2 separate regions of the Homo sapiens genome follow, and region 1 is linked to region 2. Evidence: chromatin loops called from intact Hi-C (ENCODE). Cell type or tissue: ascending aorta. All regions are shown on one strand.

Region 1 (2,500 bases), 510 kb before region 2:
AAGTCAAAAATGCCAGGGACAGAAAGTCAAATGTCACATGTTCTCACTCCTAAGTGGGTGTGAAAAAATGTGTACACATGGACATAAAGATTGGAATAATAGGGGCCGGGCACAGTAGCTCATGCCTGTAATCTCAGCACTTTGGGAGGCCAAGGTGGGCAAATTACACAAGGTCAGGAGTTCAAGACCCGCCTGGTCAACATGGTGAAACCCCATCTCTACTAAAAATACAAAAATTAGCCAGGTGCGGTGGTGGGCACCTATACTCAGGAAGCTGAGGCACGAGAATCTCTTGAGCCTCGGAGGCAGAAGTTGCAGTGAGCTGAAATCGCACCACTGCACTCCAGCTTGGGTGACAGAGTGAGACTCCATCTCAAAAAAAAAGGACTGGAATAATAGACAATGGAGATTCAGAACAATGCAGGGTATGAGGGGGGTGGACAATGAAAAATTACTTAATGGGGACAGTGTACATTACTCAGATGAGGGATACTTTAAAAGCCCTGTCTTGACCACTATACAATCTATATGTGTAACAGAATCACACAGGTACCCCATTAGTTGTACAAATAAAAATAAATAAAATTTTTAATTTGTCTTACAAAAAATAAATTTAAAAAAAAGAAAGATGGATGGGTCATGGGTCCCAGGCCAGATGACCATAACAACAACCCCTTGGCAAAGTACAGTGAGTAAGCGTACATGTGGAGTCACACTGAGCTGGGTGCAAATTTATCTCATCTGAGCCTCTGTTTCCCCTTGTCTGTGGAATGGTGGTCATAATGGTAGCTGCATCATAGCTATTGTTCTAGGGTCTAGATTAGATAATGCATGGCACATGGTAGGCACACCGTGTTTGCCTTGATGTTAAAAAGACAGCAGCTTCTCCCTACTTATGATTTAATAGCTCCATTAGTCATTGATGCCCCTACTGCCAGCAGGGTTCTTCACCACTCTGTCCCCTTGCATGAGTCGCTCTCAAGTTTCATCATCATCTTGACCAGACCAGCAGGGGAAGGAAACTGGCCTGACTCGCTAATTGTGGACATTCCACGCCCCTCTGGTGTATGCTGACCCGGAGGCATTCAGGGTGGCTGAATTAGGTGGAGGAGGATGGTGGGGGGCGACAGTGTCGTCCCCTCCTCTCCCTAAGAGTCACCAGCCATGCCTCAACCAACAGTTCAGTGCTTACAGGTTTCTTTGGAACCTTTTCAGAAGAATCTACAGTCTGAACTCAGGGCTCAGGCTTCTCACACATCATCCTATCTCTGCAACTGCTGCTGCTGCCACCACATCCACTGCGATCCTGAGACCCACCCACCTTCCTCCTTTAGAGGCAGTCGTCCCAGATTAGCAGGGGACCGCGCTATCTTTTTCTGGGCTTCTCGTGTGCTGACTAAGGCAGAAGGCTGCACTGGCTGTGCGGATTGAAAGCCACGGTCACTCCCGTCCCATCCTCCAAACTCCTAGCAGTAGTGGGCAAAGTGAGCGCACCGTCTCTATCAGCGGCACTTGAATCTTCCGCCACGAGAGGGCACCAGAGAGCAAGGTGAAAGCAGAAGCTCCGGGTGGTCATTCTTCTCCCGCGACCAAGCAGCACCCCCGGCTTGGCAGGGGTGTGTGTTAGTAGTCACAGCTGGAGGGCCAAAGCACAGTGACCACCATCTGCAACCAAAGCTGCAGAAAAAAAGTGTCCCAAGAACCTTCCCAATCAAGCCAGAGGTGCACAGCCCTAGATCCAGCTAGGGTTGCCAGGTAAAACATAGGACACCCAGTTAAGTTTAAATTTTAGATAAACGTCAAATAGTTTTAATATAAATATGTTCCTATGCAATATTTTGGACATGCTTAAAATTATCTGTTGTATATCCAAAGTTCAAATTAAACTGGGGCATCCTGTTTTTGTTGTTTCTTATGTATTTGTTTTGTTAAATCTGGCCACCCTAGACCCAAATTTTGCCAGGTGTGGTAGACAAAAAATGCACTGGTGCCCCCCCCAAACACCTGCCCACAGGCCACCAGAAATGGAGGTAAGCCTCTGGTGCTGGGCTTTCTGGAGTCCACTGGAAACCCAGCCCAAGCGGACAGGTGAGGTGAGGGAAAACGGAGGTGCTCTGGCTCTGACATGGCACCTGCAGACACACTGAGAGCTGAGAGCCATATTCACGTTCAACCATCCTTTATTCGCTGGCTTGTCTTCCCAAGCCTAGGTCAGGAACCAAACCACATTTCCCAGCCTGCTGTGCATGGTTCCGTCCATCCTAGAAGTCACAGCCATCCACCCATTCAGTGAGGTCTTTTCCCTGGCAGTGATGCCTCCAGGCCTCCCTGAGGATGGAGAACAGGGAAGAGGAGAGATAATATCAGCTGCAGTTGCCAGTCACCGCCCAGAGAAGAACAAGAAGGAGAGTGTGGTCTCTAAACCAGAAGTGAGGAAGGAAAGGGGTTTGTTCCCTGCTGCTGCCCACCAGTCCTAACCATACCACCGCTGCGGGGCTCC
Region 2 (2,500 bases):
ACCTGTAATCTCAGCTACTCAGGAGGCTGAGGCAGGAGAATCGCTTGAACCTGGGAGACAGAGGTTGCAGTGGGCCGAGATTGCACCATTGCACTCCAGCCTGGGCAACAAGAGCGAAACTCCATCTCAAAAAAAAAAAAAAAAAAAAAAAAAAAGCCAGAAGAAACGATTTGCTTCGAGACCCTGACCAAGTGTCCCTTTTCCTTCTCAAAGGAAAGCCGAACCCCAGCCTCTTTTCCTCAGCCCTTACTTGGAGCCTCTAGCTCCTGAGTTGGCTCTGTGCCCCCCTTCAGATTCTAGTGTTGAGCCAAGGTTAAATGTTTTCCACTTCCCAAAATATGTCCAAATTTTGAAGCCTATAATCCACCCCGGCCAGGCGTGATGGCCACACTGTGTCCAGCAGTTTCAGAGGCCAAGGCGGGCGGATCACCTGAGGTCAGGAGTTTGAGACCAGCCTGGCCAACATGGTGAAACCCGTCTCTACTAAAAAAATTAGCTGGGCGTGGTGGCGGGTGCCTATAATCCCAGCTACTCGGGAGGCTGAGGCAGGAGAATAGCTTGAACCCGGGAGGCAGAGGTTGCAGTGAGCTGAGATTGTGCCACTGCATTCCAGCCTGGGTGACAGAGTGACACTTCGGCTAAAAAAAGAAAAATCCACCCCCTAGAAAAACCTGGGCCCACTCTGTTACCTTTAACTCTCAATCTCAATTCTAGCTATTCCAATTCACGGGGAGGCGGACCAAGCTCACCCCACTACCCTGCTTCCCACTCTGCAGCAGCATGCCTCTGCATGGGCCTTTTCAAGCCAGGCCATACCCTGTGTCTTCTCACCTTTGTCCAGCCAGCCTTTCCCTAGCACCTTCAAACAGAGCTCTCGGCAGAACACCAGCCTCCTCACACTTGCCCAAGGCAAAGTCACAGTTGCAGCACAGCAGGAATGGGATGGCACTGGCAGCCCACTTGCTGCTGCGACTAAGGGAGGGGTCTCCAGGAGCTCCTATCACCCAGGCCATGCCTGTTATGCTGGTTTTCAGACACCACAGAGCTCCTCTTTTCATTCAACCCACCACCACCTCCCCACCCCCAGTTCCTATCACTGCTCCAACTGGAAGCAAGGAAGAAAGGACAGTCAACTGCCAGAAATGGCAGAACCAAGGACCCAGAAGGCAGACCCAGTTGAATGAGGCAGAGCTGTTTTCTTCCTAGCTGCCTTCATCATAGAACTGCAGGGAAGATTTCCAAATCCCACCCCCATCAATCAGCCTACTTAGCCTATTGCCTATCTCTAGCTGCCTGAAGGGCCAGCCTGCTTGTTAGCTTCCCTGCTGGGCTGGGCTGCCCGTGGACTGCCGGAGAGTCCACTCTTCCTGCATGCCCCACTTCCCATAGCATCCCGAGGGAGGGAGGTCAAGGCGGGGGCCAGCTACAGCTTCCAAGAAGGGTTCCAAATAGAGCAGGCCTGAGCCCTTACTCCTGAGGAAGTCGGCTTTGTTCTTTCAGGGATCACAGAGCAGCATCTAGTGGCCCTTCTGAGCAGCACAGATTACATAACTAGCACACAGCAGGGGACCAGAGCCTCTGCTCCCAACTCCAGTAGAGTCTCATTAACACACAAGAAAGTCCTGGCACCATGAAGGCTGGAGCCCAGAAGGGAGGTGAGGGAGCCGGGCCCAGGCCAGCCCACCGGCCAGCTGACCTTCCCAGCTGTGCCTGGACTCAGGTCATGAGAGGCCTGGGAGAGGAGGCAGTGACACAACTGCTGGTCCTGGAGGTCTAGAGCTGCGCTGTCCAGATAGAAGCCACATAGGTAACTTTATATTTTCTAGCAGCCACATTACACAAGTAAAAGGGAAACAGGTGAATTTTAATAATATATTTTATTTAACCCAATACCCAAAATATTTCAACACATATATAAAAAAGTTATTGACATATTTTACACTCCTTTTCTTTTGTTATCATACTAAGCCTTCGAAGTCTGGTTTGTGTTTACACTTGCAGTGTATCACAGCTCGAACCAGCCACGTTGCAAGGGCCTGACAGCTGCACATGGCTAGCGGCTACATATTGGACAGCACGGGTCTAGAGGGCATCATCTGACCAAGACCCGCAAAGGGAACTGAGAAAAGGGCTACTGCCTGAGCATCTCAGGACTGCCCTAAGTTTGAGAAAACATCTCCCCTCTACTCCAAAACTAGATCTCTTTGGAGTACTTTTTAAAGTCCTTTATAGAAGCAAAGCTCTTTCTGCAAGTGAAATACAGAGACACAATACTAAAACTGACAATGGCTGAACTGCTCAGACTGAAGAGGATTTAGCAGGTCCCCCAGTGGTCCCAGAGCCCCCCGCCCCCGCCAGGGTGTGAGGCAATATGAAAATCGCTGCCTTTGAAGATTCCAAAAGGAAACGAAACCACAACTGCATGTCAGGACTCTCCAGACACCTGCACGTCTATGACTTACTAAGCTTCACATCACAATCACCTGCCAAGGAAGCAGCA

The links. Hi-C counts contacts between places; a loop is a spot of excess contacts. Peaks named below come from ENCODE experiments on the same cell type or tissue, not always from the same donor. Only the 100,000 strongest peaks of a DNase experiment are listed, where the experiment ranks them.
Region 1: it touches region 2 in a loop (2.3-fold over the local background); 3 of 110 quality-filtered maps call a loop at or near these places.

The regions. Positions count from the first base shown.
Region 1 is chr17:32,997,540-33,000,039 of GRCh38, reverse strand. It overlaps SPACA3 (sperm acrosome associated 3), which reads right to left. Exons shown (of 5, transcript NM_173847.5): 5 at 2,163-2,328. The coding sequence ends at 2,262. Among named protein-coding and RNA genes, the nearest start is that of SPACA3, 6.9 kb to the right of the region's middle. In ascending aorta, a CTCF peak has its summit at 1,521 (motif pointing right); a DNase peak (open chromatin) is centred at 1,539.
Region 2 is chr17:32,482,678-32,485,177 of GRCh38, reverse strand. It overlaps PSMD11 (proteasome 26S subunit, non-ATPase 11), which reads right to left. Exons shown (of 14, transcript NM_002815.4): 14 at 1,859-2,500. Among named protein-coding and RNA genes, the nearest start is that of CDK5R1, 3.1 kb to the left of the region's middle. In ascending aorta, a CTCF peak has its summit at 1,519 (motif pointing left); a DNase peak (open chromatin) is centred at 1,377; H3K27ac peaks cover 1,442 bases.